Linked DNA regions of Homo sapiens: region 2 is linked to region 1. The links are chromatin loops, found by intact Hi-C in ENCODE. Cell type or tissue: HepG2. All regions are shown on one strand. Each heading gives the region's core, and the rest is flanking DNA. Links, peaks and the distances in the headings are about the cores only. Region 1 has its middle 390 kb from the start of MIR4465. Region 2 has its middle 340 kb from the start of MIR4465.

Region 1 (5,386 bases), core at 107-5,106:
CTTTGTTAATCTCGCTAATGGTCTATCAATTTTGTTTATCTTTCCAAAGAACCAGTTTTTGTTTCATTTATATTTTGTATTTTTTGTTTCAATTTCATTTAGTTTTTCTCTAACCTTTGTTACTTCTTTTCTTCTGCTGGGTTTGAGTTTGGTTTGTTCTTGTTTCTCTAGTTTCTTGAGGTGTGACCTTAGATTGTCTGTTTGTGCTCTTTCAGACTTTTTGTTGTAGGCATTTAATGTCATGAACTTTCCTCTTAACACCACCTTCACTGTATTCCAGAGGGTTTGATAGGTTGTGTCACTATTATCATTCAGTTCAAAGAGTTTGTTTCTTTCCATCTTGATTTAATTGTTGACTTAATGATCATTCAGGAGCAGGTGATTTAATTTCCATAATTTGCATGGCTTTAAGAGTTTCTTTTACAGTTGATTTCCAATTTTATTCCACTGTGGTCTGAGAGAGTACTTGATATGATATCATTTTAATTTTCTAAATTTATTGAGACTTGTTTTGTGGCCTATCATATGGTCTATCTTGGAGAATGTTCCATGTGCTAATGAATAGAATGCATATTCTATAGTTATTGGAAAGAATGTTCTGTACATCTTTTTTAAGTCCATTTGTTCTAGGGTAAAATTTAAACCCATTGTTTATTTGTTGATTTGCTGTCTTGATGACCTGTCTAGGGCTGTCAGTGGAGGATTAAAGTCCCTTATCATTATTGTGTTGCTGTCTGTCTCATTTCTTAGGTCTAGTAGTTATTGTTTTATAAATTTGGGAGCTTCAGTGTTAGGTGCACATATATTTAAATTGTGATATTTTTTCTGTTGGACCAGTCCTTTTATCATTATATAATGTCCTTCTTTGTTTTTTTTAACTGTTGTTGCTTTAAAGTGTGTTTTGTCTGATATAAGAATAGCTACTCCTGCCCGCTTTTGGTGTCCGTTTGCATGGAATATCTTTTTCCACCCCTTTACCTAAAATTTATGTGAGTCCTTATGTGTTAGGTGAGTCTCCTGATGACAGCATATACTTAGTTGGTGGATTTTTATGCATTCTTGGTTGGTGGTTTTTTATCCATTATTCCTCAGGAACACCAATTATTCTTAGGTTTGGTCATTTAACATAATTCCAAACTTCTTGGAGGCTTTGTTTTTTGTTTTGCTTTTACTCTTTTTTCTTTGTCTTTGTTCGATTGGGTTAATTCTAAAACCTTGTCTTTGAGCTCCGAAGTTATTTCTTCTGCTTGTTTGATTTTATTGCTGAGACATTCCAGTGCATTTTGCATTTTCCCTCAGTTTTTCCATTATTTCCAGAAACTGTGATTGTTTATTTTTATGCTATCTATTTCCCTGGGTGCCTCCCTGATTAGCTTAATAATCAACCTTCTCAATTCTCTTTCTGGCAATTCAGGGATTTCTTGTTTTGGATCCGTTGCTGGTGAGCAATATGAAAAAACAAGGTTCTTTAACATTGCCAAAAGTTCACCACTTTAAGAGGTGTTAAAAAAACCTTGTTTTATCATATTACTAGAATTGTTTTCCTGGTTCCTTCTCATTTGAGTAGACTATGTTAGAGAAAAGATTTGGGGCTCAAGGCTGCCTTTCAGATTCTTTTGTCCCACAGGGTGCTCCCTTTATGTAGCGCTCTCCCCCTTTTCCTAGTGATGTGGCTTCCTGAGAGTCAAACTGTAATTGTTTGACTGTAATTGTTTAAACTGTAATTGTAATTGATTGTTATTTCTCTTCTGGATCTAGCCATCCAGCAGAGCTACCAGGGTCTGTGCTGATACTGGGGGGTGTTTGCACAGTCCTGTGATGTGAACCATCTTCAGGTCTGTCAGCCACACATAGCAGCAACTGCTTCAGTTAAGGTGGCAGGGCAGTGAAATGTACTCTGTGAGGGTTCTTAGTTGTAGTTTTGTTTATTGCACTAGTTTTGTGCTGGTTAGCCTCTTGCCAGGAGTGGAGCTTTCAAGAAAGCATCAGCTGTGGTAGTATAGGGATGATCAGGCAGTGGGTGAGGCCCTACAGCTCCCAAAAGAATATTTCCTTTGTCCTCAGCTACCAGGGCGGGTAGAGAAAAACCATCCAGTAGGGGCAGCGTTAAGCATGTCTGAGTTCAGACTCCCCTTAGATGGGGCTTGCTGTGGCTGCTGTGGGGATTGCAGTGTGGTTCTCAGACCAATGGAGTTATGTTCCTAGGGGAATTATGGCTGCCTCTGCCGTCACACAGATCACAAGGGAAGTGGGGGAAAAGCTGGCAGCTACAGGCCTCACCCGGCTCATACACACAGCCCAGAAGGCCAGTCTCATTCCCACCATGCCTGCCGCCCAACAGCACCAAGTTTGTTTCCAGGCAGCAGGTGACCAGGGCTGAGAACCTGCCACAAGCTACCAGACTCCTGATTGTAAAAGCAAGCCGGGCTTTCAGGTTTCGTGCCTCCCCACCTGCTGCAGCTTTTGTGCTGTGTCTGCACTCTGGATTCACCCCCGCCCCTGAGTTCTGTCCAGGAAACTTCACATTAGGTCAAAATTATTACAAAAATCAGCTGGAACTGTCCTCCCTGTGGTCTTCTCCCAGGTCCTCTGACAGCCCTCCCTAAGGAGCTCTGAGACACAATGTCAGAAATGGTTTCTCTAGGGACTGAGAGAGCCCACAGGGCTCCCTCCACTGCTTCTTCTACCCTTTTATTTCACTTGGCTCTTTAAAATTGTCTCAGCTCCAGGTAAGGCCAAATCCTTCTCCTGTGATCTGGACCTTCAGGTTCCCCAGTGAGGGTGTGTGTTCAGGGGTGGATGATTCCCCCCTTCACACTTTGGCACTCACCGTTTTTCAGCTGTCTCCCAGGGTCTGCAGGTGCAACCTGCTACCTTCAAAGTATCTGTGGATTCTCTTAGCTTTCCTGGTATGCTCCTGCTGTAGTTCCTGAAGCAAAAGTTCACGATGTGAGTCTCCACACGCTGCTCTGTCAGTCTGAGTGGGAGCTGCAATTTAATCCTGCCTCCTATCTGCCATTTTCCTAATCTCCTCCACTTGGTAAGTTATAAAAATTGCCATATATTCTCTTTCTAAAGTTCACCAATCGTTAATAACCATTTCTTTGTGTTTTGTGACCTAAATATTGTGTGATGAAGTTATTCTGCAAAATGTCTCTCCACTTGGTTTTCCCTGTTGTTTTCTCACAATTACATTTAGTTACTCTTTATTTTTTTTGCATGAATATTGCAGAAGTGATGTTGTATCTTTCTAGCTGCATCTTATTGGGCACATAATGCCAGTGTTTCACAGTGCTGGTGGTTTTTACATCAATTTCTTGGTTCACAGTTTTTATCACTGTAAAATAAAGATACAGGAGTCCATAGTAATATACATAAATAGAAATAAAGTTATTGTTTACAATAAAACATCAATTAATATTATATCTAGTAATAAATATTATATAAATTATTAAATATATTGCATAATAATACAAATATTATAAATTATAATAAACATATAAGTATAGATATTTTATTATATATTATATATTTTTATATTAAGTATTCTGTCATTTAATAAATATAGGAGAAATAGCAGAGTTAGAAAATCATCAATGGAGGCTCAAAAGAGTGATTGAAAGTTTGATAAGAAATATGATCTCAACCTCCCAGGTTGACGTGATAAACTCTTATGTCCAAAACTTAATAATAGGCAAGGGAATTAGAAAGTCATGTCTTCTATTTAGAATTTTGCTGAAGATTCCAGCCATTGCAACGAGGCAATAGAAAAGTAAAAGACATGAAATTTAAAAAGAAGTAAAACTACCTTTCTTCCAACATGGCACAATAATTTGAGAAATTATTAAGGAATCTACAATAAAAGGTGGCTTTTTCTTTCAAGGTGATGGGTTAGAATCTTTCAATTATGATTAAAAGCATTAAGATAAACTCTGTGAGTTTTAATTCAAGAAGAAAAATGGTAGTCCACAAAAATCATGAAGGACACCCCAGATCCCAGAGAGGAGAATGCTAACAAACAGCCTCTGTGACAGCATCAAGCTGATAAAAGTGAGTGAAGCCCCCTATATGTGAGAGAGGCAGACAGCCTACCTCTGTCACTCACCTTTCCAGTGGAGATCTGAGTAACCTAGGCTGAGGGAGATTACTTAGTTTTTCCCAAGCCCTAGAGCTAACCTGGGGAGAAGACTGGAGATGTTGTAGGGAAAGACACCAGGAAAAGCTGCAGACATTTTCCCAAACCCAGGACTGAGAGCAGAACACCACTTTTAATTGACCAAAGTCAGCTGTTCTTTGGTGACCCAGCAGTGTGCCAGCATAGGCACTTTTGTCTTGAACCAAGGATTGGAGTGCCTGTTCTGGAGCGGGGTGGTAGATTTCACAAAACTGCAAAAAGTGCCTCAGTAGTAGGCACTGGAATTGTGCTCTTCCCTATTGCCAGCCTAGGGCAGGAAGAAAGCTACTATAGCTGCGATTTCTTCTGGGCAGCGAGACTTGTAGCCAGAGTCAGCTTGGTGACCCAGAACCAGTCTGCATGTGTCATTGCTGGATGCCCCAGCCTGCTTCCCTGAGATTATGGTACAGAAGAGCCCTCTCTGATCCACCCCCAGGCAGAAATTTAGGCACTGGAAGTGCCTGATTGCTTGCACCGGCAGCCTGAGATGCCCTGCACTTTTATGGACATGGATCATGGAGCAGTGAGGCCCTCTCCATTCCAAGCTCAGGTAGTTCTCCAGGCATACAGGGCACTCATTCACTTGGTACAGCAGCCTGAGCTTCTTCACCCTTCCTGTGCAGACAACTTGGTGCAGGGGGGCCTTCTTGGTTCCATGCCTAGGTAGATCTCCAGGCATTCAAACAATTCATTCACGTGGATCAACAGCCTGACACGTTCTGTACTTTTGTGCAGAGATTGTGGTGCAGGGAGGCCTTTTCTGCTTCACACCCAGGAAGATTCCCAGGTATTCAGAGTACCCACTCTTCTGGTTCAGTAGCTTGAACTCCCTCACACTTCCTCCCCATCGATCATGTTGCAACGAGGCCCCTTCTGCTCCATGCCCAAGCAGATCTCCAGGCATTCAGAGCACCTGCTTGCCTGACTCTGCAGGGTGAAATGATTCCTAGCACACCACGCCCGGCCTGATAGGAATCATTTTACCCTTCCTATGCAGAGATTTTGATGCAAGAGGGCCCTTCCCACTCCACGCCTAGGCAGATCTCCAGTCATCACAAGAACTCATTCTCCTGGAATAGGAGTTTAGACTTCCCCATATTTCCATGCAGAGAGTTTGGGACCAAGTGAGATTTGCAGCTCCACATCGAGGCAAACTTCTGGGAATTGGTGGCTGCCCACTAGATTATCCCTTGGCACTGGTGCTTGTGCCTG
Region 2 (5,386 bases), core at 100-5,099, 50 kb after region 1:
AAACTCCTAACCTCGTGATCCACCTGCCTTGGCCTCGCAAAGTGCTGGGATTACAGGTGTGAGCCACTGTGCCTGGCCTCAGTTCTTTCTATAAATGATTCAGTTCTTTATAAATTCTACAAACAAAGCTAATAAGCATTTCTTGTCTGGAGTCTCTATCTTAAATTTTATAAATCTACATTGTTGTACTAATCATAATATATTCATATTATGACACTAATATTATAATGTATTAGTTTTATAATGCTAATATTATAATGGTCAATATATATACTTTATCATAAAATGTATAAAATAAAAATTTATCTCTCTCACTTCTCCCAAATCATTTTTTATAAAAGCCTTTCTTTGCCCCTAAGCTCACAGTTTTTTTTTTTTTTAAAGAAACTGGTCTTTGAAATTGAAGGAATAATTCAGTTTAAACCCTTGAGTAATCTAGACATGAAAATGCAATAATGAGAAACAGAAACATAGAGTCTTGTTAAAACCAAAGCAGGATCCCAAAACCATTGAGTAGTTTTCAAGAATGGGTACTGTAAATAAGAATAGCTTGTAGCAGCCTGCAAAGAAAAAGAACAGCTTATTACAGTTGGCTAGAATATTTAAAGCAATTGCTGGGGGGAAAAAAAAGCAAATTGGGCTGGACAGAAAGCAAGTAGACTCAGACTTGCCAGTAGACATTTTATAGGGCTAGTTTTGACAGGAGACTTGGACTAAATATAATAGTAAGATAATTACATTGACAGAAACAATGGAAAAAAACAGGAGTCATGAAATTGTCAAGAGTGTCAATCTAAAATTCAAAGCGTTCCCTACAATTCATTGAGTGCTTTGAATTTCCTTTCCAACCGAAACACTCATATTTTTGGCATCAGTATTTTTAAATGGTACCCAAGAGATATTCAACACGTAAAATTTTGATTTGTTAGAAATGTTGATACTGAATAACTCAAAGTACAAATGCCTTATTTTGGTATATTAAAATTTCTCCAAATATTTGAAAATTTTAAAATATTCTTGTTTTATTTAATGTAAGAATAGTATAAAATGCTTTATTATATTTACTATAAATTGAACATATTTTTGTTGTCCATTTGCTATTTACCTTTTTTTTTTCCAACTCGGTTGAGTGGTCATGGAGAATCCTGACATTCTACCAAAAATTAATATCCTTTTAAATTAAATAGAAAAATAACTGAATTTGATGAAAACGTTGTTTTTCTTATTTCACTTTTATATCATTTTTCACTTTTATATCATTTGTTCATACATAGCTACTTTTTATGTGACAGATAAAATGAAGGGATCTTTTATGCAAATGTTTTGTTTCCGCAGATTTGCTTTATTTGTGTTTTATCTTCTCTGGCACATTTTCCTCTCACTTTCCAAACGTAGTCTATGCAAAGCACCACAAATGAAGTAGTTGATATTTTCACTGGCATAAAAAGGTATTGCCTTCATGTGGGTAACCAGGGATTGAACATAAAACTACAAAAACGAGCCTCAGAATGTGCAAGAAAAATGCTCTCAGTAGATATCAATAAGAATGGAGAGAGAAAAAAAAGTTACAAAAGAATGTTTACTTTTATGTTTGCAGCACGACAAATCAACATTGCCTGGAAGTTTTCATAAGTGAACTGAATTGGAATCTTTTTTATTTCTCTTGAGCTAAGCTCTACTTTATGGTAGGAACAGATGGAAGACAGCTTTTAAAAGACTGTCTTCTCCTTTGGTGATATCATAAATTTGTTGTTGGTTGTGGCTGTAATTACTGTTGCTGTTTTTATCAGACTTTGTCTATGTTCCGTGTTTGTTGACTCTGTCCCTCCATTACTTTTTTTCCTTCCAGTAATTATTCTTTTTAATAATGTTACTGTTTTAAGAATCTAACCTTAACTCATTTTGGACTAAGAGAGATATTCTACAGTTTTTCCTCTTTCACTTTTACAATAATTGTAATTATTTGTGTGATTATTGTTTAGTTTATTTATATTACACTAGACTCTAGGCTAAGCAAAGGAAAAGATGTTGTCTGTCATCTTCCCTGCAGAGTTCACTTTTTTTCTGGCACAGAGTGGGCATCTGTAAATACCTGTTCAAACAACACAAATATTCACCGAATCTGGGATGTTAATTTGATTTTAGATTTTTTTTGTAAATTTAAAAAAAAGGAACTGGACAAAAAAAAAACAGAACATTTTTTAAATGACAGTCACAGGTTGGGCCTTCCAGGAAGCAGACCCTGAAACAAAATGCAATGTTTAGAATGAATATTAAGGAATAGCCATGACATCAAAACCTATGGAAAGAAAGGGAGGAAGCATGATTGGAAAGAGAGATAAGGTTGCACTACAGAACAGGCCTAAGGGCTTCAGCCAAATTCATGGAGAGCTCTGGAAGTAAGGGATCCCACAGAATGTTCTTACACCGAGAGCAAATAACTAGATCTTTGAATAACCCTTACCTGAAACAGGCATTAGATATAGGCTTCCCCTAGAAGGGCATGACCTTAGGCAACACAGATCTCTGCAGCTGTGGAAATCCCTGAGGAACTCAGAGATGAAGGCTGTCTATTGAGAGCCCTCCCAACAGATGGCACCATAAGTGCTTACCTGGGGATGTGTATGGGGGATGCGTTTGGATCTACCATAGTTCATCCCTTGTATCGCAATCAGATTCATTTTTTCACAGATGTTTGGTGGACAGCTTTTCCTGTAGTTCATGTGGGCCTTTCAGTCTGGGGAAAATCTAGAATGGAAAGATAAATGGAACAAATTATAGCCTCACTTCCTACAGCTGATTTTGGTACAACTAATACTTATTATCTCTCTTCTCCATTATTCATTCTAGAGTCCTTTCATCCTCAGGTAATAGTTCTGTTGGTTTTAGTGGCGTGGATGATCTGTGTGCCAAACATATTCCTGCCTGCCCCATTGTGTAACAGTGCTACAACATTCTTATGATGATCAAAGTCAATTACCACTGCCAAGATGGTTATTCATTAACTTACATTTAATCCCTCAGCAGGAGAAACCCAAAGCTCCCAGGCAATAGCCAAGGTATAAAATTCAATGGGACTTTTTTGTGTTCCCTGGTAGAAGTGTTCCCCCACAGGGAACTAGGAACTTTAATCATGTAGAACATAGAATTATGGAGACAGGGAGAAAATGGTCTACAGGTAAGGCACTGGAATGATGGCAGTAGGCTACTCCTATTTCCAACCCTTAATTCCCAAACCTGTATATTTTACTTATGAGAAAATAACCAAATCAATATCTTTGATTTAGGTATATATTATGTCTTAGAAGACAGTGTCTTATTATTGTAAGGTATGTCCAACAAACTGGTACTCCATCCATGCCTTTGTAGTTTTCATAAGACTATAGCTTCTTGATGTGATAGTGGATATAATATTGTTTTTAATTTACTAACTTGGTTATGTGTGTATGTGTCAGGGGTAATTTCAGAAACTTCAACTTGTTTTTACTCACAAGTCATAAATTAATATGGGGCTTATACTAACTACCAGGTATGCATATTTTGATTATAAATTCTGGAGCTACAGTGACAACTACTGACTGGCTCTGTGGGCACAGCAAACTCACTGTGATCTGGACCTTAGCCAGGACTGCATTTATTGCTTGGCCTCCTAAATTAACGGAGGGAACACAATGAAGCCCTTCATTTCCATGTACCTTTGTCAACTGTGTAACATAGTCAACTGTGTACCATCCTCAGCTCTGTGTTCAACAGTCCTTTAACTGTTTGGATATTTCCCTTTCCCCAGTGTTCAGTCATCTAAGTAAATGGCCATGTTTTGGCAAAGGACTGCAGGTATTATGACCATGTACAAATGGCAGGGTGTTATAGGGTCCTCCCTTTTGGGGACCTGGCCTCTGATGAAATCAATATGTTCCAAGTTCAAAAATTGGCTAATACCCAGACATAAGGCAAGAGATCCTGACTATTTTATTGAGGCAACAGCCATTGGCCTCCTGATCATCCAATCATGATCTATTTATTAGTATATGTTGAGTAGGGTGCTTATTGGCTGTCGATCTAATTTACCCACAGGGATCCCGTATTCTATCAACCATCCTTATAAATGTATCTTCGTAAATACCTGTAGGTCAGTCTCCCCTGGCTGCCACACTAACTTTGCTTCTGTCTATCTTCTAGCTTCTGACAGTTAAGTGTTACCACCTTGCCTTTCTTATTTTATGAGCCTATTATCCCCATTGTAAACTACAAGGCTAGGTCTGTAAGAGTCTCTCTTACCATCAGCATCAACCTACTGAAGGAATTCACCTTAGGCATGATGAAATTCTAGGGGTAGTGCTTCTTCTCACCAGTGTATTTTATGTGATCTCATTATATGATGTACCACTAGGCCTTCACATAGAACATCTGATGGTTCCAGCCTTACAGTATATACCTCTTGCATAATAACTCCTCTGAGTCTTTTAATCCTTTCTTTCATCAATTAACATGACATTGGAAGCAATATGCCTTCATTGAGCATAAATCATCATTTTTACCTATTTATCAGACCTACTAATAATGAGTTTACTTTTTTTCTGGGGTTGAGTTGTTTTTAGGTGATGAATCCTGAATCTCAAAAGAATGAATCTGAATCAGTAAACATGCCCTTTCCAAATTCATGTTTTCTCTCTTTTTCAAATCCTTTTAGAAGGCAGTCCCATATATTCTCCCTCAACTACTGCTGGGGTATACATTTATGTCAAGCAGCTCCTTAGTGGTATGTTCCCTTTCCTTTCTTCTCAGGCCCTGAATATCTCCAGCTGAGTTTTGCTACAATTTAACCCTAAGTATAGATTTAGCAACCAAGAGAGAAAGTGGAGACAGATTCAGAGAGATTCATATACAGATGCATACATAGAGGTCCCCAGTTGTTTTCAAGCAAGGGAAATATATTACATCCTGACTGTCAACTGCCTCTGACTCATCTCGGAATTTCATTATTTTTTCTAGATCTCCAGTTTAGTTTAGCAATATTGGCAACGGCCAACAAGTTCCATTGTTCTTATAATTTCTATTTTCTCCATGTTTTTCAAATATGTGAATTATCTAGTGAGATAGCTATTTTTCCACCATTATATAATCCTAATTAACCATTAAAATTTGAACAAGTGTAGAAATACCTTATGCCAAGGTTAACTGTGTTTGACCCACCACCATAATGAGTTCCTCATTGCCAGCCAAGGGCCTGCTGATCCAGCTCCAAGACAACAACTTTTCACCTGCTTTCTGGGGATACTCCAAACAGAAACTTTCACTGTTTGGAAAACCCAGGAAACAGTCTGGAAGCCAAATTTAGTGTTCAGGATATTTTTGAGGGAGGCCATTATGATCAACATCTTTGCTA

The links. Peaks named below come from ENCODE experiments on the same cell type or tissue, not always from the same donor. Only the 100,000 strongest peaks of a DNase experiment are listed, where the experiment ranks them.
Region 2: a loop joins it to region 1, with 4 times the contacts of the local background. A loop is called at or near these places in 2 of 110 quality-filtered maps.

Annotation. Positions count from the first base shown.
Region 1 is chr6:141,074,596-141,079,981 of GRCh38, reverse strand. No RefSeq gene overlaps it. Among named protein-coding and RNA genes, the nearest start is that of MIR4465, 390 kb to the right of the region's middle. In HepG2, for the core only: a CTCF peak has its summit at 2,106; a DNase peak (open chromatin) is centred at 2,141; H3K4me3 peaks cover 392 bases.
Region 2 is chr6:141,024,301-141,029,686 of GRCh38, reverse strand. No RefSeq gene overlaps it. Among named protein-coding and RNA genes, the nearest start is that of MIR4465, 340 kb to the right of the region's middle. In HepG2, for the core only: no CTCF peak of the experiment used is centred there; a DNase peak (open chromatin) is centred at 2,936.